Regions from separate parts of the Homo sapiens genome. Here regions 1 and 3 are each linked to region 2. The links are chromatin loops, found by intact Hi-C in ENCODE. Cell type or tissue: Caco-2. All regions are shown on one strand.

Region 1 (8,000 bases), 180 kb before region 2:
TTTTTGGGAAACCATTATATTTGCACCAGTGAGAAGTCAGAATCAGCATTTGGGCTGCAGTCATGGAACCATGCAAGAAACATTCAAAGCATTGGCTAAGCAGGATTTTTTTGTTTGTTTGACCTGGTGTCCACGAACAGGCTTCAGGGAGCCTGAGAACCTCCTAGACCACTTGAAAAATTCTGAATGCACTTTTCTAGGAAAGAGTTCACAGCGTTCATCAAATTTCCTCCAAGCAGCCAATGACCAGAGAAAGGTTAAAAGTCACTGACACAGTACCGTTTTCTGTGCATCTATATCCTGAATCCAGGGTGATGCCGCTGACTTGCCTATCTTTCTCCTTTGCTCTTCCTAGAAAAAGCAAGTGAGTCAGACCAAGATCCGGGTCATCTCAACCATCCTGTTCATCTTGGCCGGCTGCATTGTGTTTGTGACGATCCCTGCTGTCATCTTTAAGTACATCGAGGGCTGGACGGCCTTGGAGTCCATTTACTTTGTGGTGGTCACTCTGACCACGGTGGGCTTTGGTGATTTTGTGGCAGGTAAGCACCCTGGGCAGGCCAGGCACTGGGGCTCTGGCGGGAAAAATAATCTGTTGGCTGTGCTTTTCGCAATCGATAAAAGATGTTGCGGGAGAAGCAAATGAAGATGACTCAGTGTCACTACTGCTGTGAAGAGGCTCATTTCAAATCCCTAGTCCTATGTAATATAAATACCATAGGTTTTTTTCTGCTATGAAAAGAAAGCCAACCCTTTCCTTCTCAGGATGCTTATTTCCCTTATCGTCACACAAATTATGCAAGACTAAAGTGAATTTCTCATTAAATCTTGAACTTCTGAATTGAATTAAACCTCTCTAATCCAATGATAAAGGCTGTGTTAGGAAGTGGCACATAGGAAACTCAGATGAGATTAGCATAGAATTTGGTCTGCAGTGACCTGCAGGTTCAGCTTCCTGACTCCCAGGTGAGAGCCATTGTCTCTGCAAACGTTGTCCTGCACATGCCCAGATACAAAGCTGAGGACTTTGGTGACTATGGGGAGCTGAGAACTGCCCAGAGGGAATATAAGCTCATGGATTATGCAGGAGTGTATATACAAGCAATAGCCTTCCTTGTAAAAATAAATGTGGATGAGCTATGTTTAAGGAAGTGAAAAAAAAATCATCAATTTCATCTAGGGCCAGGGAAATTGCAAATGAAATGAGATTTAGTTTCATATGTGCACCAGTTTCCCAAAAGTGTGGTAGAAAGGTACGGATAGAAGGAAGAGGCCATCCTTCTCTTTTTCTAATAGGATAGTTCTAGATGTTCAGACAAGTGATCAGTTTCTACTACAAGAAGTGAACACTTTGATCAAACAACTCTATCATCTGTCACAAGTTTGAAATGTCTGGATGGAGTGTGTGTGTGTGTGTGTGTGTGTTTCCTTTACCAGTTCCTGGTGAAGTGGCAGCCTGACCTGAGCCCTAAGCAGACTGTTTTTTTTTGTTTTTGTTTTTGTTTTTGTTTTTTTTGAACAGGGTCTCCCTCTGTTGCCCAGGCTGGAGTGCAGTGGTGTGATCATGGCTCACTGCAGCCTCGGACCTCTGGGGCTCAAGTGATCATCCCACCTCAGCCTCCTGAGTAGCTGGGACTACAGACGTGTGCCACCATGCCTGGCTATTTTTTATTTTCATTTTTTGTATTTTTCGTAGAGATGGGATTTAGCCATGTTGCCCAAGCTGGTCTTGATCTGTTGGGCTCATGTGATCGGCCTGCCAAAGTGCTGGGATTACAGGTGTGAGCCACTGCACCTGGCCAGACTGTTCTTGTTTGGCGTGTGATCCCAGCAGTGTCTTGATTTCTCCATGGAATACTGTGCACATCAGGAGGATGGGTTCTGGTCTCTGGGAGTCTGGCAAACAGGAAATTCTGGAAGAGATTGCTGAAGGCTCATCAATAGGGGCATGCGTGCCTCCCTGTTAATTTTATAATACAAATAACTGGCAGAGTGGTTTTGTAGCTCTTCCAATTGGGCAGACAAAGACTGAATTCCACTTTGTAGAAATAATAGGGTTTTTTTTCCCCTTCCTTTTTATTGGTTAAGGACTAAGAATTGCAAAGTGACTAAATTTAGTTTTTTTTAGCTTTTAACTAAAAATTGATTTTTAGTCAGTGTGACTAAAAATCATTTACAGAAAGCCTGTAGCCTGGGACTCTACCCATTTTCCCCTTACGCACAGTGCTCAACCATGGATGTCTAGTTAGTGGCCTCAAGCTCCGAAGAGAGACTGTACAGAGAAACTGAGAAAAGTAAGAGGAACAGTTATAGATGTATTCCAGTTAATCCCTTGGCATCATCCGTAGCCGGTCCGTGGGAAAACTCAGTGGTGTTTCCAATCTAAGGCAAACACATGTAGTGGCAGCTGGAATTTTGAACTATTTCACAAACATCTTTAAGTATCCAAAGCATAACCTGCAGTGGGTGGTGATTTAGAGCTCTCTGGGATAGCACTGGGCTGTCCTGAGGACTGTCTATTATAAGATACCTGTGACAGACACAGATCTCTAACCAATGGCTCAGTTCAGTCTGTTAATCTGAGGCACAAATAGCAGAGGCCTGGGAGTGAGATTTTTTAAGTGATGCTTTTATTATTTGTTATCTACCATGGACTGAGCACTTAGTACAAACTAGTACTTTACCTTATCTTTACTTACCTAGTAAGGGCACAACCTACACAGTCCCAGGCATCCACAGTTTTACTGCCCTTGTCAGTGATTACAGAGCCATATTTCCTTTGTCCTGAGGTTTCTGTAGACCACGGTCTCTTAAAAGTCACAGTGCTGACTGCAGTTAGGCCAGACCCCTTCCAAGCTCCAGTTTTCCGAGCTTACACAGACCAATCTGGAGAATGCATGCCTGAAAAGACTGGAAGTTTATCTCTATCTTTTGGTAACAGTCTGCGAGTGATAGGGAAGGTTGCCCAATCATTGGAAAACGATACATTAACAAGAGTTGATGGTTGCTGTGATTCGACATAGTATGAACTCTACTAGAAATGTAATCAGATCATTGATCCTGCAGGATTGATTGCTGATTTATTTTGCAGCTGACTCACTTTAGGACAGCCTTACAATATTTCGCAACTCTGTCTGGGAGCACACACAGAACTCCGAATCCAGATAAGCAGCTCATAAAGGGATACTTAGAAGGGTGTTGACTGCCTGCTTCATTGTTCCTTGTTCACTAGCGCACCCTAGTGACCATCTTTGCTGGGTAATAGTGACTTGCAAAGGTAAATATTTACTCCCAGATAGCCCACAGGAGAAAGCTACAGATTTCTCTGGCGTAGCACAGAAACGAAATGAACCTCAAAAACCACTTACTGGTGCGGGAACTCAGATCGTATCCTACAGCTCTAATGATGCAGGAGAGAGTTGTCTGAAAGGAAAAACCAAAAGCAGCTGCACCAAACCGAAGGGGGCTTGGCACAGAGAAGTTGGAATTCTAACGTTAAGAAGTGGCAGCAGCTGTCGAGCCTCATGGTCTGCTGCGCTGTGTTGCTGATTGGGTTTGAGCTTGTCGAGAGGAGCCACAGGTCACATTTCTTGCCCAGCTGCCTTTGCCGTAAGACTCAGTGGCGCTAGATGTGGTTACAACCTTGGTCTGGTGGGAAAGTCTGTAATCACTCATCACCTAATACGATAGTTACCAATCCATTGCTAGTATCTGTCATCTTAGAAATGGCCACTGCCTGCTTCCTTAGGCAATAGCGTTTCCCAGAGAGAGATTGAGGCTGATGTCCGTTATTTCCAGGAGCTTCCTCACTTCTTTAGGACGGTGGGTTGGGCTTGCAACCTGTTTTGCATGGCTGCCTCCAGCAGTGTCTGTAGGAAGGTTAGAATAAATAGGCTAATTATTCAGAATAAATGACTGGTCCTTTCAATGGAACAGCCAGTCAATGCAATCAGGCAACTGGCCAATTTGGTTTGATGGATTTTTACTGTAATCCTTATTTATAAAATAAAGGGATTGGCCTCAAAGGTCCCTTTTAGTTCTAGTTTATGGTGACTCTAATTACTCAGCCTAACTGACCCTTTGGAGTAGCACTATGTAAACACCATTCCTCAGTTAGCATTAAATCACTATTGCTTGCATCAAAATCCCAGTAATGCCATTAAAGCTAATTTTACTTTCACACATCCACTTGTCTCTTAGTAAATGTATGGGTGCTTAAGATGGAAATGGTTCCAAGAATTCCAAACCATAGGGGGTGATATGATTATATTTGATTTTTATTAAAATAAATTTAGAGAAGTTTAAGAAAAAACAATGACAACCAGGCCTGATCTGTTGTCCTGTAGTTCAGAGTTATTCATCCTTAACGCTCAGGTCAAGCATTAGTAGGTCAAGTTGGCCACTGGCGTTTTTTATTTCTGGTATTAAGGTTAGTGGTCAAGAATCGAGGGAAGTAAAGCCTTAAGTTAGGCTTTTTTGGGTAAGGGATGGGTACCCCCCTTGCCCTCTAACCCCGGTCCACCTTGTACACAGCAAACCTAACAGCTGAGTGTTAAACAATGATGGATGACGTCTTCACTACATGGAATGGAATATGTGTTCTCTGCAAAGACCATATGCTAGATCATGGTTAAAGTAACATTTGGTTGTTTTCAGGGGGAAACGCTGGCATCAATTATCGGGAGTGGTATAAGCCCCTAGTGTGGTTTTGGATCCTTGTTGGCCTTGCCTACTTTGCAGCTGTCCTCAGTATGATCGGAGATTGGCTACGGGTTCTGTCCAAAAAGACAAAAGAAGAGGTAGGACCCCTTCCTAACCCTATGAATGTTCCTGAGAACAGATGAGCTTGTGTCCAGAATTGCCTGTCTCTGTCCTGTGGGCTGGAGTGTTTCTGGCTCGGTTTTGCAGGGGGAGCGGGGGGCGGGTCATAGGCTTCCTCATGTTGAATCAGTCCTTCAAAGCTAAGGAGAATAGAATACAGTTATTTCTGGATTCTTTTTTTGGCAGGTGAGAAAATATGGTGATTCGTTTACCAGCCCATAAATCCTGGAAAAACTAGTAAACAACAGCTGATTTTAAAAAAATGAAAATGAAAATAAATAGGAGAGGTAGACTATGGCTGAGTGTGTGTGTGGGGGGGTGCAGCCTGTCCTTCCGGTCTCAGGGTCTGTGCAGAAAGGCAGTTGAACGCCAAGAATCTTTCCTGATTCAGTAAGAAACTGAAATCATCGAACATTGACCAGCTACGGGGAAGTGAGCCCAATGGGCCTCTTTCACTTATCCCCTCTTGGTTGTCACATCCATAGAGACAAATATACATCCCTGAGGAAGGGCCGTGCATGTAACTTTACATGAAGGGAAGTAAAGGAAGACATATGAAGGAAAGATAGATTTTGTGATTAAAAAATAAATATTCATGTAGCTCTCTTAGGAAGAGAGGAAAAGAAAGGAGGAAGGCCAAGGAAGGAGAAAAAAAAGAGCTAAAAGAAAGGAAGGGAGATAAGAAAAACCAAAGAAATAGAGGGCCAGCCTCTGTTTGCTTCATTCTGTATAAAAGGCCCCAGGAGAAAGTTGCTGAATGGAGAGATTTCCCACATCAGTTTCCTGGGCCCATATGCTAATTTTCCTGGTTTATATAAGTAAGCCAGGAAAGTAAGCAATGCAATTTCCAGACCGGTTCCCCAGACAGCTAACTGACCTGCTGAAAATCAGCTATAACAAAAGAGAAGGGAACAACATGAATATTGACTTTCCTGGATGCACAAATTTGAGTTCCTCATTTGCAGAGGGAAGCATGGGACTTATACTGTCTGCCCTGTTCATTAAGAGCCAAGAAATTTGGTGCTGATCCTCAGGCAAAACTCCACTCTAAGGAGGCCTGTTCTGTGGGCTTTGGCAGAATAGGCCGTCTTCCTGCACCCTGACTGGGGGAAGTGGGTTACCAGGTGCCCTGGAGCATCTTCTTAAACCAGGGAAAGCCCCACAGCACATGACCATAGCATGGCCCAGATAGGGTGGCCACCCATCCCAGTTTTCCCAGGACTGAGGGAGTTCCTAGGACACAGGACTCTGTTTTAAAACTGGGACAGCCTCAGGCAAACTGGAACAAGTTGGTCACCCTGCCAGGATAGAAAACCAGAAAGGCAGGGAGGGCAGAAGGCCTGCTGAACATCTGCTGTGCCCAGGACTGAGTGAGGTGCATTTCCTTGTCTCAGGTGAGCTATATATGGTCACTCAAGTGTATGTTGGGGGAATGAGGCCATGCAATTGATAAGAGAGAGCTGGAAGCCAGGCCTGTCCAACTCCACATTTTAACCTCTCCTGCAGGATGCCGTCCCCCTCTCTTTAAGTCACCATCTCCAAATCTGAGGCTTCTTGGGGTTGCCCACCACGTGTGTCTCCCTGAGCCACCTTATTTACTAGCCAATTAGGGATGGGTGTCCAGGTGGCAGAAGTACTAGGGCAGAAGGTAGCATTTGCACCTCCCCCTGGGCATGTGCTCCGTCACCTCCTGGCCTCCCCGTGGGGACACCCGAGGGCTGTGGGTGCTGGGAGGCCAAGGCAGGGAGGCATTTGTCAGCATATTGTTGCTCTTCTGTCTCTTGGCCAGGTGGGTGAAATCAAGGCCCATGCGGCAGAGTGGAAGGCCAATGTCACGGCTGAGTTCCGGGAGACACGGCGAAGGCTCAGCGTGGAGATCCACGATAAGCTGCAGCGGGCGGCCACCATCCGCAGCATGGAGCGCCGGCGGCTGGGCCTGGACCAGCGGGCCCACTCACTGGACATGCTGTCCCCCGAGAAGCGCTCTGTCTTTGCTGCCCTGGACACCGGCCGCTTCAAGGCCTCATCCCAGGAGAGCATCAACAACCGGCCCAACAACCTGCGCCTGAAGGGGCCGGAGCAGCTGAACAAGCATGGGCAGGGTGCGTCCGAGGACAACATCATCAACAAGTTCGGGTCCACCTCCAGACTCACCAAGAGGAAAAACAAGGACCTCAAAAAGACCTTGCCCGAGGACGTTCAGAAAATCTACAAGACCTTCCGGAATTACTCCCTGGACGAGGAGAAGAAAGAGGAGGAGACGGAAAAGATGTGTAACTCAGACAACTCCAGCACAGCCATGCTGACGGACTGTATCCAGCAGCACGCTGAGTTGGAGAACGGAATGATACCCACGGACACCAAAGACCGGGAGCCGGAGAACAACTCATTACTTGAAGACAGAAACTAAATGTGAAGGACATTGGTCTTGGACTGAGCGTTGTGTGTGTGTGTGTGTGTGTTTTTAATATTCACACTGAGACATGTGCCTTAAACAGACTTTTTAGTCCAAAATTACATAGCATTGAAGAATATATTTCACTGTGCCATAAACAACTGAAAGCTTGCTCTGCCAAAAGGAATCAGAGAACAAGAACTTCATTTCAGATAGCAAACGCAGGACACACCAAGAGTGTCCGTGCACGTAGCCGGTTCTGGCCGTACATGTTAAGGGCATTTCAGTGGCAGTGCTGTACCCCTGGGCAGTGCTACCTGGGCACACACGTAGACAAGGGCAGCTATTCCTTAGACCAGCCTCCTGAAAGAAACAGGTGTGTCTTTTTAGTGGAGTCGTAGTAATATGTGCACACACAGAAGGGGACCTGATTGGGTGGGAGCTGGTTATGTGTAACTAGCGTTGGAGTTGACATTTTGGCATGTGCTCTGAGCTTGAATTTTGATACCAACCATTCAGTGCATCATACCTAGTCTTTCTATGCTCCAAATGAATGTCTGTGGGGACCTGAGAGCACCTGGAATTTGTTGGAAGCAGATCAGAGCACACGTACGAAAAGGTGCAATTGCTTTTCTCATGACAAAAGAAAAAAAATAATCACAAACACATCACACTGTGGATATCACCTTAACCAATGACAGAAGCCTGCTGAGTTTGGTCTTTCTCACAGGGGTAGGTAGTCCACATGAACTGGCGAGCAGTGGTGAAAACATGACATCAACTG
Region 2 (8,000 bases):
AACCAATCACTGTGGCTTTGATTGACTTATTTAGGTACTACGTGCTCCATTGCTAAAGCCAAGAACCATGTAGGTCTGGATGTCAGGCATTCCTAAAAAGAGGCAGCTCTGAAGTGTCAGCTGAAACATTATGAGATGTTACATTTAGAATGGAGAGTTGATTTCTCATAAAGGGTTACAGCCTGCAGAGTGGTCATTTTGACAGGCTGGGAAACGTAGCCTCTGGTAGAAGCCAGAAGGCAGGTACATTGAGGGAGGGGAGGATGGAACAGGGATTTATGCTGAACAGGTTAGCCAAGTATAAATATTTAGCAGGTTATAAGAGTAGCTATAAATATTCATGAAGGGTGTCCTAACGCGTGTGCACTGAATAAACATGCATGTTGCATGTTCACTTTTGTGTGGAGACTTAACATATAAATGCATTACAATTAGGCCTTGTATGTCAAAAGGTGAAGCAGAGACACAGAGGCATTCAAGTGCGCAGCCTCTGTAAACCAGCCAGAACCAGTCCATGGTTGGTGGTCTTTCATCAAGAGAAAGTTACCAAAATCAACCTCTTGTCACATCAGAGCTGTAGTGATGGCTTGTGGAACAGAGGGGTGAAATCAGGCTGCATCTGGCAATTGGTGAGCTGTAATTGTTTCAATATTTCTTATCTCGAGGCCAGTGCTTGTTTAGCTGCTAGAGAAAAAGAAAAATCTTGTGGCAGGTGGAACATAGTTTATTCTTTAAGTACGGGGGTATGTGACTTAACTCTTGCTTGGCGTGACCTTAGGTCTTGTTTACAATTTAGTATCTTATAGCCATAAAGAGTCCATTTTGTCAGTCTTATGATCTCCATTTTAACATTAACACTGGTCAGTTGTTGTGTCTAAGTTGTAAAACAGAGTGGGTGCAATGAGGTGTGTACAAGCTCCCATTCTGTCATGGCTAGGAACTCAGTTTTTAAGGTTTCTCTGGGGTCCCCCAGCCAAGAGGGGTCTTTTCAGTCAGTTGGGGGGCTTAGAATTTTAGGATTTTATTTTTAGTTCGCATGAGGATATACGACATTTTGAAGGAAACTCTACCTGATGCACAAGAATCTGGGCCATTAACTGGCTCCTATCAGGTCCTGCCCTGTGCCCCAAGAGATTCAGGGAGGCCGTAAAGGAATCAAGCAACCACTAAAAGGTTAGGCAATATTACCATCACTGGTGACTATAAATCAAAGACCCCTTTCATTTTCTTAGCATCATGTAAACCTCCCGATTCTGGTGTAAACCAAAAAGGGGAAGACAATCCCATAATGCCTGAGATGGAATTTCCTATAGCTTGGTGGTATGTGGGCTGGGATTTACAATTAAGCTGATAAAGAAAATGTAACAATGTTTTCTCGCAGCACTGATTCCATGAACAGAGATTCATGCCACTGTGTAGTCTGCAACAAAAGTAAGTCAACTGATGAACAGCTTACTAAAAATTTAAGGAAGGGATATCCTAAAAACATTTCTCATGAGCAAGGAATGATAGCTGGAAATTAACATGACAATTCTTGTTACTACTAATTTAAGATGAATAAAATGTCATTTGCTAATGTTTGTTCCTACTATTTTAGTTCAGCAAATGTAAAAATTATTAATAACAGCTTTCCTAAAGGGAGACTCTTTCTCTTTAACCTTACTTTCCCATATAATCTTAAAATTTTCCACCAGGAATACAAATAGCCCTAAAGGTTTTAGGAACTGAATCCTGAGGTTAGGACAAACTGTAAAACTGCAGCATTTTTAGTTTGTTTGATTAATTAACTTATTATTTATTTATCCAACAAACAATTGTGATTACCAGTGAGAATACCCTTAAAATTGTCCTTTCTGGAGATCAGAACAAGAATTGTTTCTAAATTTTCAATCGAGGTTTCCAAGTTAAATTTTTTGTTAGTGTCAACAGTCTTGGAGGCAATACCAGAAATTTTAGAGTAATTCTGAAAATAATTCTTTTAGAAGGATGCTTACAAGCTCAAGCAAATATCTAACAGCTTTCAATGAAATGCTGAGAACTAAAGTTAATATTTTTAACAGTATTGGCAAATCAAGTCATTGCAGGGTAAGCTTTCTTGCTTGTGTTAGATTTGAAGTTCAATGAACACACATTTCCTAGATAAAGAAATTTATAATTTTATTCTAGAATAAAATATAGAATTTTTATTCTCACATTGAATGATAATATGGAGACCTCTCTAGCTCATCCCTTTATGGCTATGTACCTGGATTGCTTTTTGAACATCGAATTGTAACATTATTTGAGGAGTCACAATCTATTTTTTAAATAAAAATGCACCGGTGCATCATAAAGAGCTTCAGAAAATTATAGGCAAAAGAAAAGTAAATTACAGGCCATTATATTTCTAAAATATGCAAATGCTAGTAAATTAGAACATGATTGTATTACTGTTCTTTGCAGGGAACAGATTTAACAATTCAAATACAAGATGTAATTTTTTAAGTGCTGAGATCTAACAATAAATTAGAAATTAAAATTATACATATGTTGAGTTACAGCTTGAATTTCATAGATAATAATTTCATAATAGTAGACAAAAATGCAAACTGCATATAGCTTAAATGTTCTCTTTCTATTTATATGAAAGTTGGCCACTCTTTTCTTACATGGGTAAGATAAGTATACAAAGACATATTTTTAATGCTATATCCACATTCCTGCAAGAATTAGACAACTTAACCTATGTTCTTTTACATATGGGTGGAACAATTTTCACCAGCTTTTAAAAGTTTGGAAAGACACATGGAATTTAAGCCAAATGAAATGACCTGATGATTGCCGAGCTTTCCAGAGAGAAGAGAAATGAATAGTGCAAATGAGATTTCAGCATTTTCCCCATTCATTTCCAGTTCCTGGGAGGGACTTCTTGTTTCTTGGTTGACAAAATATTATCCTGGGTTCCTCCGCTCTTCTGGAGTGGCGGCTAGTGGTGAACTATTAATAAGAGGTCCCGTACAGAACACGATCGTCACCTAGTGGCCACAAACAAAACTCCTGCATGGCTTTTCCTGGCCAGCCACAAGTGATGCAGTAAGAACAGCATCTTTGGAAGAGAAAAGAGGTACCATAACCCCCACATCACTTCCCCCTCACCCCAGATTCGATCCATTTTCCCATTGCAGGCTTATGACTCAGCCTCCCAAGTAGCTGGGATTACAGGCACATGCCACCAGGCCAGGTCTGGCACATTTTTGAATTTTTAGTAGAGACAGAGTTTCATCATATTGGTCAGCCTGGTCTCCAACTCCTGACCTAAGGCGATCTGCCCACCTCAGCCTCCCAAAGTGCTGGGATTACAGGCATGAGCCACCGCGCCCGGCTCAATATTTTGTTTTTTAATGTGAGGGCACCTCATGTTATCAAGACATTTGCTATCTGATCATTTTGGGGGGAGTGGAAAGAACAGGCAAGAAAAGGAAAGCAAAGAGAAAAGGAGAAGGGTAGAAAAATCCTTAAAAATATTTTGGTGAGGAAAATGTTTACTGAGTGTCTATTTACAACGAGGCAATTTACACAATGAGGATTCAAAAGAATATGTTGTATCAAGACTCTCTTTGCCAGGCATGGTGGCTCACGCCTGTCATCTCAGCACTTTGGGAGACCTAGGTGGGATGATCACTTGAGGTCAGGAGTTCGATTGAGACCAGCCTGTGCAACATGGTGAAACCCCGTCTCTACTAAAAATACAAAAATTAGCTGGGCATGGTGGTGGGTGCCTGTAATCCCAGCTACTTGGGAGGCTGAGGCAGGAGAATCGCTTGAACCTGGGAGGTGGAGGCTGCAGTGAGTGGAGATCGCACCACTACACTCTAGCCTGGATTACAGAGCAAGACTCTGACTCAAAAAAAAAAAAAAAAAGAACTCTCAAAATATTCTAACATTCTAAGTCCAAAAAGAAAGATATAATAGAACTATTTATTTGTCTATGCATTAAACTTCTGGTAATTTCAGCTATGTTATACCCAGTTATAAATTAAAAAGAGATCAAAATAAAACTCAGAGCCTATTTCCTTTTCCTTTATATAGAAATCTTTCAAGCTCGGTGACTAGGCTTTTGAACTAATGTAAACTTCGTGAGGCTTCATGAGACCATTTCTTTCATAGCCCCAGTACTTAACTCAAAACCTAGTTTATGGAATGGATTCAATAAATATTTGTTAATGAAGCCAAGTGATTAGATAAACAAAATGGAGTATAACCATGCAACAGAATACTATCAGGCCATAAAAAGAAATGAAGTGCTGATACATTCTACACATGGATAAAACTTGAAACCATTATACTAAGTGAAATACGTCACAGTAGGCCACATATTGTATAATTCTATTTATATGAAATGTTCAGAGTAATGAAAATCCTTAGAGACAGAAAGTAAATTAATAACTGGCATGGACGGGAGAGCAGGGAGCGACTGCTAAGAGTATAAGATTTCTTTGGTGGGTGATGAAAATTTTTTGAGTGTGGTGATGGTTGCACAGCTCTGTGAATATACAAAAAATCACTGAATTGTACACAATACAAAGTTGAATTTTAAGTTATGTAAATTTTGTGTCAATAAAGCAGTTATTTTATACAAGATAAAAAAATAAAGATTTGTTAATGAATGAGGAGATTAGAAGCAGTATTCAGTAGCTGGGGTTGTTGGAGACCGGTACACAAAATTAGGAGACCTGATGGCTGACACCCTGGAGTCCAAAGAAAGAGTGAGAAAAATCATAAACCCAGACACAAAGGAAGAAACAGTCCCCTACATACTTTACTGACTCTAAGGGATTATAGCACAGATACAAAAACAATTGGCATTAACAATAAAGACCCTGAGTCATTAAGAAAATATTGATCTTTGTTTAATATACATCATTTAATAAAACGCAGGGAGGGAGCTGTACAATGCAGTTTTAAGATATTTTTATTGGACTGGATTAAAACATCACTCTGAGAACACTTAGTCCCCTCACATGCTAGATTTCCTTTTCAAAATGTAATCTTGATGATATAATAATGCATAACTTAAACTTCCCTTCCCTTCAAAACATCCTTGGTTCTACTCAAGGACCTCTAATTCCATAGTATCTTTTGTAGACACAGAAAGTATGCGTTTTCTTTGTCTTTGTGATGTATTACACCTCCCAGTGCAGAATTTTAATATATTCCACATATCATATCTTCCTGTTTCGGTTACAAAACAGTACAGAATTGGATCAGCAACACAATTTAAACTTGTTAATGCAACCGTGATTCTATACATTGTGTAAGTTCGCTTCCCAGAATTGCTGTGGTCTTCGAAGTTCACAGCATGCTCTAAAATGCAGCGAATCAGCAACATCACATGAAAGGGAGTAAAGCATAAGACAAAAGTAACTGTGATGCTGACAAGTAGTTTTATGATTCTCTTCTTTTCCTTGTTTTCCGTGGCTTTATTGTGCCGCACAGCTTGGTAGACTTTCCGGTTGCAGATCAGGATGGTGACCAAAGGTATTGCATAGCCTGTACACGTCCTGAACAAGTTGAGGTTGATTTGCCATTTCTCTAAAGGGTATTTGTCATAGCATAAAGTAAAATTAGACTTTTCGGCATCGCAATATTCAACAACTGTTTCATCTTCCCACAACATGACAGCATTGAAGATGGTTTCCAATATCCAGATGGACAGGCTGACCATGAGTGCAAATCTTCTTGTCCTTAGGAAAAAAAACTTCAAAGGGTAGACAACAGCCAAATACCGATCAACGGCAATGCAGGTGAGGAATGCTGTGCTGCTGTAAAAATTCATGTACATGAGAAAAGCACTCCCTTTGCACAAGGCAGGAGAGAAAGTCCAGTTGTCTTTATTCCAGGTATAATCAATCCATAAAGGGAGAGTTAATGCATAGAGTAAATCTGATAGTGACAAACTGAAGAGGTAAATTCCTAGTTCACTTTCCTTCTTTGCTTGCAGGAAAGACACACACAGAGATCCAATATTGGCTGGAATGCTGACTATAATCACAAAGATGTAAACAATGGGAAACAAATAGTGATCCAGGTCATGCTGTTCTTCAATACATGTGCTGTTCATTTTTTCCTTTTTAAGGTAGCAATTATATTAGTTCTTAGAAAGTAAACAGAGAAGTCTTGTCTCTTTGTAGTTTGTTTTGAACATCGAATTCGCTTTTACTGAGAATTCTTTTTCAATTTTTCTTTGTTGTCTAAAGTTCTAATTAATTCATCAATGCTTTTAAAGGGTGGATGTAGATCAATTTTTACACAGATATCAGCAGTTGGAAGTAAAAATCCAGGCTCCTGGCAATTGGCTAAAGGGGTCAACTGAATTTAATAAACAGAAGTCCATGTGTTCATTATCACAGAACGCTGACAAACAGCCCACAAGCATCAACTGAGGCATTTGTAAGTGTACATAGAGAGTTGTCCGCAATTTGTTTTTCTTCATAAATCTCACAGTAGATTGGTGCAAACATGAATATACAAGGCTTTGTTTGCACAGAGATTGGTATTTCCTTTTAAAATTCCTTTCCTTCTGTAATGAAAGATGAATTAAAATTGTTTAGATGTTTAAGATGCATGACTTCATTACAATCAGGATTTTGAAATAATCCCTTTTTGTTTCATGTATTGAAGATATTGAAAATGCATTAAGTTACAGTGAAGGTGTTTAAAATGGGAAAATTATCTTATTGACTTCAGTAAATAAAATCAAGTCAAGACATTTTACTTATATCAAATAAGAACTACCTGAGGCATGTTAGATTAGAGCGAATTATATTTCTCAATGGATATAACCCAAGAACACAAAACTCAATTTAAAAAGTCATTTCAGCAGCTAAAGATAAAAAATTCTGTTATTTGTCTGTGATTGGTAAATACTTTTGCATGTGTGATCAACTGTATGGTTATGTGATTTCAAATTTCTAATTTCATATTCAATCTAGGTGTACGGCACTTTCAAAAATCACCTTATTATCCAAAGAAATACTATAATAGAAATACAATAAAGTTTTAGAATTTTAAAATGTAGCAGTTTGTTAAGCCTTAGCATATAATTAGACAATCCTACTTCTGTTTATCTTTTTATTTCCTTTGTCGACTAACTCACTTTATTTTTCTTATACTTTTATAAATGAGAGGACAGAATGTTCTTATTCTGGGTAAAATCTTGGAATCATTAATTTCCACCTTTATATCTGATGGTTTAAGAGGTTAGTGTCTTTTTAAAGCTATGATGTCATAGATTCACATAAGAGTAAAGGTTCCATCCTTCTCTCCATACTGGAGTAGAGAAATACTTTGTCTATATCCCTTTGCTGCTGAGGCCTACTGGTGGCTGAGATCATTTACATGGTGAATACCTTCACAGAAAGCTTTCTAGAAACACTATTCAGGGCACCAGAATCACTCCCTCCCAACTGTTGATGAATCCTGAGCACAAAAAGACCTGCCATCACAAGTCACAAGAATTCTACTAGCAGAGTAAATCATATGGGAAAATATATCATATTTCACTCTTAAACAGGTAACTAAAACTCCTGAAAACTTTTAGCTTTATCAACCTAAAAAACAGGAATAAAATGTGAAAAACAGCCTTTTAAATAAATAGGGAAGCTTCCAAAGGGGGGGAAAATTTGTGATGGAAGAAAGGAGGTGGGAGCTGTTATCAGGGAGGTGAGTGAGCGCCGGAGCTCTGGATGGCCTGAAGACATATGTAGATCTGGAGGAACTCACTAGGGATCAGAGAAACTAGAGACAAAACTTGGGCCTATGCAGGTAAGAAGGGGTCCTTGACCATCCCAAACACATGGGATCCAGAACCTCTGCTGTCAGGGAAAGGGTGAACTAGAAAATAAACAAAATAAAATAAATTCCACAGACATTTGCAGACAGTAGAGAAAAGATGGCAATTTCCCTGCCTCTGCTTGGTTTCTGTGAGGAGTTACAATAAAAAATTCTACCCTAAGTAGTTG
Region 3 (8,000 bases), 550 kb before region 2:
CAGTTTCCTTGTTTACACAGTCAAAGATACTGCCACTTACCTTCCAGGATTCTCGTAGGGATTATCCTGAGTTAATACATATACAATAGTTAAGCACAGTACCTGACCCAGAGTAAACACTCAAATTATAAAAGAATAAAGAGACGGAAAAAGCCTTACTGTTTCAGAGAGAGAGGGAAAACATAAAGAGATCGGAAAATAAAACTCACTGAACCATTACAGAAGCAAATGCCAGAAAGCATCAAACATTCACATCCAACATCAGAGTTCTAAAAACAAATGTCAAGAGGAAAGTAACAAGAATAGGAAACTTTAAACAGGCATGGTGGCTCACACCAGTAATCCCCGCACTCCCAGCACCTAGGGAGGCTAAGGTCAGATAATTGCTTGAGCCCAGGAGTTAAGACCAGCCTGGGCAACGTAGCGAGACCCGTCCCTAGAATTTAAAATGAGAGAGAGAGAGAATAGGAAAAACATAAAATAAAATTCGGTCAAACAGAGCCTTAACGGAGGAAACTAAATTTCAAAACACCATAACAGAAGGAGGTTTGGGAGAAAAAAAACAAGGTTGCAAAAAGATGATAAAGAAGTAACCAGGGAGTATAAGATTTGAAGAAGGTAGAAGGGAGTCTCTCCCAATGTCCAAAGTACGGTGAGAAATACGCATTCACTAAAATTCTATTAGCTGCAAACTCTAAATTCTGTAAGACTAACAACCAAAAAAACACTTACCAACATAAGCTCCTAATTCTTGTAATTTCCCCTTAATGGCACTCTGAGAGAAAAAGAGCAAACGTGCATGTGAGAAAGGCGGCTCTAGGAAAACAAGACCGGACTCTGCAGCGGCTGAGGCCACTTTGCTGGTGCGCGCACCTCGGATCCCCCGGGCGGGGGCTGGGAGGAGCCTCGCCTGCACCGCCCCCCACCCCGCACCCCACTCCAGCTCCAGCCCCAGCCCCGCGGCGCCCACCTCCCGCAGCGGATCCAAAGCGGCGCCGTGCGCCGCGGTGGTGGCTCCAGCCGGGCCTGCGCCTGTCCTTCCATTTCCCGGCGGCTACTTCAGCCGCAGCCACGCTCCGAGGCCGCAAATGTCCCCAGGGCCGAGGCGGCCTGGACGAGGAGGAGCCGCAGCCCGCCAGGAGCGTCCAGCGGAGGCCAGGCCGCGGCGTCCACCCGGGCCCACAGTCCCCGTTACTCCTGACAACCGCCCGCTCGCCGAGACCTGGCTTCCCACCCCCGACCGGCACGGGCCTCACCCGGATCTTGCGGCTGATCTCGGTGCCGATCTCCATGGCTCTGCGGCGTGCGGGAACTCAGCACTGCGCGGCGCTTGGCTTACCCGGAGGCTGCCGCGGACTCCTACCCCGCAGCCGGGACACCACCGCCTCCTCCTCCGTTCCGCCCCCGGCCGCGCACACGGCGTATCCCCGCCCCGGCCGGCACTGCGCGCCGGAGTGAACGCGCATGCGCCCGTGTCCGCGCCTGCGCACGCCTTCTACCCGCGAAACCTGTGCTCAGGCAAGGAGGGCGGCGGCGTGCGCGTGCGGGTGGTCTTGCAGCTCCGCCTCCCGGGCACCTCGGGGACCTTTCGTTAGTCTCTCTGCTGGCCCTCCGCTTATTCATTTTATTCTCTCTTGGATGGTAAGAATGAATTAAATGTGTAGCAGAAAGATCTTGGGCTGTGATATGAGACGCGAGTTCAAATCCAGCCCTCACTTACTGTCAGTATGGTATCGGTCCAGGTATTTCAACTTTTCTTACCTGTAAAATGGAGTCTGCCCATTAGAGGTTGCACTGCAATTACCCTTGAAGGGAAAATGGACTATCCAGAGCAACAGAGCCAATCCGTCAACTCTTTGACTCTGCAGTACACTGGCCCTCCTGGGTTTGGTTCTGCCTTCCTTCTTCCAGGGCCACCCGTGGCCTCTCCCCGAGACGAATCCCATCCTCCTGCTTCTCTGAACACCCTCCGTGGGACAACACTTTTGTTCTTAGGACTTAAGTTGTCAACTCTGTGCTGATAATGACCGAATTTTCCATCAGCCTTGAATTCTCACACAAACCCCACTCCCAAATTCTAAGTAACTACTCTTATTTTCTCCCAACTCAGCGCTTAGACAGAAGTCGCCTTCATCTCCCCTTCCTCCACTCAATAGGTTACTACTGTTGATTCCCCTATTTGTATCAATAGCCGAATTCTCCCTATCCCTGATCACAAAACCTGGGAAACAGAGGAAGCACAGAGAGGTCTCCTTTCTCCCTCATATCCACTAATTCCTGAGAGTGGTCTCTGTTATCCATTGCTGCATAACAGATGACCACAAATTTAGCAGCTTAAAACACAAACGTTTATCATCTCATGGTTTCCGTGGGTCAACCTCACTGGGTCCTCTGCTCAGGGTCTCACAAGGCTACAATCGTGTCAGGCAGGCTGTATTCTCATCTGGAGGCTTGACTGAGGAGGAATCTATGTTCAGGCTCATTCAGGTTGTTAGCAAGAATTCATTTCTGGCTGAGTGCGGTGGCTCATGCCTGTAATCCCAGCAGTTTGGGAGGCTTAGGCTGGCGGATCACTTGAGACCAGGAGTTCGTGACCAGCCTGGGCAACATGGCAAAAACATGTCTCTTCAAAAGTACAAAAAATTAGCTGGGCGTGGTGGCATGCACTTCTAGTCTCAGCTAGTTGGGAAGCCGAGAGGGGAGGATTGCTTGAGCCTGGGAGGCAGAGGTTGCAGTGAGCCAAGATCATGCCACTACAGCCTTGATGAGAGAGTGAGACCCTGTCTCAGGAAAAAAAAAAATAATTCATTTCCTTGTGGCTTTATGAGTAAGGACCCAGATTTTTTTCTGGCTATCATCTGGAAGCCACTCTCAAGTCCTAGAGGCTGCCCACAGTTCTTTGCCAAAGGGTTCACTAACATGTCTGTTCACTTACGCCAGTAAAAGCCAGGCACAGTGGCTCATGCCTGTAATTTCAGCTCAGTGAAGTAGAGGTGGGAGGATCACTTGAGACCAGAAGTTTGAGACCAGCCAAGGGCTTTCATTTAATTAAGTTAGGCCCACCCAGGACCTGACCCCAAAATCAGCTGATTCACGACCTCAATTACATCTGCCAAACCTCTTATTTTTGCCATGTTTATTACCTAAGCAATCCACACTAGGGGTCAGGAGTGGGTTGTGGGGACAGCAGAAGCAGGAGTTGTGGGGCTACCTAGGGTCTGTCACGTGGTCCTTTAATAATCTCATATAATCCTTTCTTGTGAATTCCTATGGCATCTATATGGAAGCTATTAGTATAATAATATATTCTGTGCAATGTTATTTCGTGTGTGTGTGTGTGTCTTCCCTAACAAAATTATAAACTCTCTGTAGGGCTTTATATTTCTCCAACCTTTCAGGATGCTGGACACATAGTAAGCACTCATTAAATATTAATAGGGTAAAAGAAATTAAAGACCTAATTTACAAAAGCATTCCTCAAGGATAAATCCAGTGATCATACACTCATTCAGCATTGATGACAGGCAGCAGAGCAGAATGACACAGAACAAGGGCACTGCAGCCAGACCGTCTGGGTCTGAATCCTGGCTCTGCCACTCCCTCTGAGACCTTCGGCAAATTGCTTCTCATCTCTGTGCCTCAGTTTCCTTATCTGTGATATAGGTATACTAGTTTCACCTGCAAAGGGTTACTATAAGGATGAAATAAGTTAATATTTGTGAAGTATATTGAACTGTGCCTGGCTTATAGCAGTACTATGCTTGCTGATTAAAAATTAAGTACCTGCACTGGGATACAGTGGTAGGAGCCAGAGCACAAAGAGGAGCAAGACCAACTCCCTGCTTTCATGACACTCACAATACAAAAGACAGATGAATTACTTTTATTCCTTTACCAGCCATTTCAGAACTAAGAACAAAAACATGTTTTACCATTACTGGGTACCCAATTCTCAGTCAATATTAACATAATATTGAGAATAACATTTAATAAAAAGTAATGTTTTCATTAAAACATATTCAGAGTAGGGAAACTTATTAAAATATATTCAAGAAAGCGTTAACTTTTAGGACCATGAGCTAACTTTTAGGACAACTGTGGAAAAGAGACTGAAAGGCTGCTTGAGACCTCCCACATTTAGATCTAAGATGTTATGATGTCTCGATCACAGGAGGGGCAAACCCACTAAACCAATGGTTCATTTGGTGTTCCAGTGCAGTTCCAGGCACTTCCCTGTAAACTGCAGCTTCACAAACTACATCACATCTCGAAGAAGATGTTCATGATAATGCCCTAAGAGAAGCCATTAGAGGGAGTAGGAGTGCTAGGCTTGAAAAAGACTATACTGGACAGTATTTTTTTTTTTTTCCCAGCTTGGAAATGTTCTCTGATTTAGGGGAAACAACATGTTTTCCTCTAGGGGACAGTGTGAAGACCAGATTTCAACAAACCCAAAGTGCCAGCTAAGAGGGCTCTGGGCTGTCTTCCAAAAAGAGAAGATGACTGAAAAGAGCATTGGCTTTGAAGTCAGAAGGGCTGAGTACCAACCCCATCTCCATGGAGCCATGAGTCTTCTAACATTGCCCCCCAACCACGTCTGCAATCTCTTCTCAGGTTGTATTTCAGCTGGATGTTGCACATCCTTTGCACGTGTGTGCGTGTGTGAGTGTGTAGAAGCACTAGGGGATGGGGGAAGGTGGGGTGGGAGTGGGGGTGTCTTCCTGCTTGAAAAGCTTTTCTTTCTTTTTTTTTTTTTTTTTTTGAGATGGAGTCTCACTCTGTCGCCAGGCTGGAGTGCAGTGGCGTGATTTCAGCTCACTGCAACCTCCATCTCCTGGGTTCAAAGGATTCTTCTGCCTCAGCCTCCCGAGTGGCTGGGACTACAGGCGCGTGCCACCACACCCAGCTAATTTTTGTATTTTTAGTAAAGACAGGGTTTCACCACGTTGGCCAGGATGGCCTTGCTCTCTTGACCTCATGATCCGCCTACCTCGACCTCCCAAAGTGCTGGGTGTGAGCCACCGTGCCAGGCCCAAAGCTTTGCTTTTCTTTGAGTACTCAGTCAACCTTTTTTTGTCAGCCTTTTGAGTCTGCTTTTCCAGACTCAAGCAGAAGCTGATCACAGTGATTAACGAGACATTACCAGTCCATTCAGACTATAAAGTATAACCATGTATAAATTTCCTCACCTACTACAATTACATATTCATCTGTTGTTCACATGGTGAGTCTTTGAGGACAGGGGTATGCATCTATTTACCTTTCTCCTTGCAGCACCTGGCTTCTAAATATATGTGGGCTGAATGGACAAGTGTTTTCCAATAGTGATTATCACATGGCATAGACATACTTGGATCAAAAGCCCTAAGTGTTGGGAATTACAGTCACAGCAGTCACTTGCTACTGAGGCAGACATGCTTCTCCATTTCAACAAACACACTGCCAAGATAATCATTTCTCTGATGTCCAGGGGAATCTATCCATAAAATGGTTGCTCTTTTGCAACTGAAAAGGTGTTGCATGTGACACAGTATTGAGTGTGGTAGGCAGAACTTAAGGTGCAGATTCAGAGACCGAAGACTTCACATTTCTATTTTTTTTTTTTTTTTTTTTTGAGACGGAGTCTGGCGCTTGTCCCCCAGGCTGGAGTGCAATGGCGCGATCTCGGCACACTGCAACCTCCATCTCCCGGGTTCAAGCGATTCTCCTGCCTCAGCCTCCCAAGTAGCTGGGACTACAGGCGCCCTCCACCACACCCGGCTAAATTTTGTATTTTTAGTAGAGACAGGGTTTCATCACGTTGGCCAGGCTGGTCTCGAACTCCTGACCTCGTGATCCGCCCGCCTCGGCCTCCCAAAGTGCTGGGATTACAGGCGTGAGCCACCGCGCCTGGCCACACATTTCTAGTTCTAGCCCTCACTGTCCCCTTCCTCAGGGATCATCTTTTTTTTTTTTTTTTGAGACAGCGTCTCACTCTATCACCCACGCTGGAGTGCAGTGGTGCGATCTCGGCTCACTGCAATCTCCGCCTACTGGGTTCAAGCGATTCTCCTGCCTCAGCCTCCTGAGTAGCTGGGACTACAGGCGTGTGCCACCTGCCCGGCTAATTTTTTTTTTGAGACGGAGTCTCGCTCTGTCGCCCAGGCTGGAGTGCAGTTATGCGATCTCGGCTCACTGCAAGCTCCGCCTCCCGGGTTCACGCCATTCTCTTGCCTCAGCCTCCCAAGTAGCTGGGACTACAGGTGCCCACCACCATGCCTGGCTAATTTTTTATATTTTTAGTAGAGATGGGGTTTCACCGTGTTAGCCAGCATGGTCTCAATCTCCTGACCTTGTGATCTGCCCACCTTGACCTCTCAAAGTGCTGGAATTACAGGCGTGAGTCACCGTGCCGGGCGTAATTTTTGTATTTTTTTAGTAGAGACGGGGTTTCACCATATTGGCCAGGCTGGTTCCGAACTCCTGACCTCGTGATCCACCCGCCTCGGCCTCCCAAAGTGCTGGGATTACAGGCGTGAGCCACCGCGCCCAGACAGGAATCATTATCTTTGCGTGGCAGGGCATTCATTCAATTTGGATTTTTGCAGATGATGATAATTTATACGGTGGGTATTCACCATGCTATCAAAACAGATTAACTTTTGAACTTCTAAGAAAACACTAGTCAGTGCACCCACCAAACCACAATTTCCTTTCCTTTTTTTTTTTTTTTTTTGAGACAGAGTCTTGCTCTGTCACACAGTCTGGAGTGCAGTGGCGTGATCTTGGCTCGCCACAACCTGTGCCTCCTGGGCTCAAGCGATTCTCATGCCTCAACCTCCCCAGTAGCTGGGACTACAGGCATGCTCTACCACGCCCAGCTAATTTTTGTATTTTTAGTAGAGACGGGGTTTCTTCATGTTGGCTAGGCTGATCTCGAAATCCTGACCTCAGCTGATCTGCCCTCCTAGGCTTCCCAAAGTGCTGGAATTACAGGCATAAGCTACTGCACCCAGCCTTCTTTCATCTTTTTGTCTTTCATCATTTTATGTGCTGGGCTTTCTTTTTACATTTTATTTATTTTAGTAAGAAATAACTTCCAGTGTAAAAGTATGTGTAAGTATGCCACCTTCTGGATAACAAGAGGGGGTAAAGATACTTATATGTAGTTTCTTGTAACTCTGCAGAACATCTTTGTAAGGATACAGAGGAATGAGGGAACACTGGTTACCTCCCAGGAGAAGAGCTGGGTGTCTAGCAGGCAGGGTGAGAAGGGGACTTTTTACTTACACCCTTTTGTATCTTTGGGGGTGGCACCATATAAATTATCTCACTTCCTTAGATATGCAACACAAGCTAATAATTTTATGTCTAATATTTTGAAGGTGTTATTCAAGTGCCTTCCCATGAATGTTCCTGCCAAATTAACATAGCTGAGGGAAAATAGGGCTTAGGTACTTGGTCAGTAAATGACATCTGTGGACTGTGAGGGAGGAAGTTCAACTCAGTTGTCTAACATCTCTTGGGTTTTATGGTCATTTTCTATTTTTAAAATTCTTTTATTTTCTTCCTGATTCAATTAACAAGTTTTTATTTAGTGCCTACTCTTTGCCCAGTACTGTCCTAGGAATCCTAGGAGATATAAAAGAAGCCGTCATGAAACAACTTTTACAGTTCTTGCCAAGTGTGGAGATCACTGTGGAATGGTGTGGCTAGAAAGTCATCCTGGAAGCAGAGTCTTACTTGCAGAGAAGCAGAAGGCTTAGACAAGTGGAAAGAGGGCAGGAGGGGCTGCTGGCCAGGGGCAAAGCTTGACAGGGGCAGAAAGCGATATAGGTGGTCAGAGAGGCCCGTTTGGAAAGTCCCTATAGGTCAGGCAGAAGAACTTAACCTTGGGAGTCCATTAAGAGTGATAAGAGAAGGAAGCCTGGTATTAGCAAGGAAATAAGAGAGAACTGAGAAACCAGATGCCAGGAGACCACCCTTGTTGCAATAATCCGGATGTAAAATGATGAGGGTTT

The links. Hi-C counts contacts between places; a loop is a spot of excess contacts. Peaks named below come from ENCODE experiments on the same cell type or tissue, not always from the same donor. Only the 100,000 strongest peaks of a DNase experiment are listed, where the experiment ranks them.
Region 1: a loop joins it to region 2, with 6 times the contacts of the local background. A loop is called at or near these places in 12 of 110 quality-filtered maps.
Region 3: a loop joins it to region 2, with 6 times the contacts of the local background. A loop is called at or near these places in 14 of 110 quality-filtered maps.

What each region holds. Positions count from the first base shown.
Region 1 is chr14:88,184,766-88,192,765 of GRCh38, reverse strand. It overlaps KCNK10 (potassium two pore domain channel subfamily K member 10), which reads left to right. Exons shown (of 7, transcript NM_138317.3): 5 at 356-542; 6 at 4,657-4,799; 7 at 6,611-8,000. The coding sequence ends at 7,231. Among named protein-coding and RNA genes, the nearest start is that of KCNK10-AS1, 28 kb to the right of the region's middle. RefSeq lists enhancers at 2,281-2,450, 3,351-3,490 and a silencer at 3,171-3,250. In Caco-2, a CTCF peak has its summit at 3,233 (motif pointing left); DNase peaks (open chromatin) are centred at 2,785 and 3,225; H3K4me3 peaks cover 419 bases.
Region 2 is chr14:88,008,948-88,016,947 of GRCh38, reverse strand. GPR65 (G protein-coupled receptor 65) reads right to left here. Exons shown (of 2, transcript NM_003608.4): 2 at 2,137-6,559. The coding sequence starts at 6,100. The coding sequence ends at 5,087. Among named protein-coding and RNA genes, the nearest start is that of GPR65, 7.8 kb to the right of the region's middle. In Caco-2, a CTCF peak has its summit at 3,017 (motif pointing left); a DNase peak (open chromatin) is centred at 2,997.
Region 3 is chr14:88,556,426-88,564,425 of GRCh38, reverse strand. It overlaps ZC3H14 (zinc finger CCCH-type containing 14), which reads right to left and starts at 1,389. Exons shown (of 17, transcript NM_024824.5): 1 at 1,257-1,389; 2 at 733-775. The coding sequence starts at 1,292. It overlaps LOC124903405 (proline-rich protein 2-like), which reads left to right and starts at 7,636. Exons shown (of 2, transcript XM_047432047.1): 1 at 7,636-7,663. The coding sequence starts at 7,636. RefSeq lists a silencer at 891-1,600. In Caco-2, a CTCF peak has its summit at 4,366; DNase peaks (open chromatin) are centred at 905 and 1,455; H3K4me3 peaks cover 2,042 bases.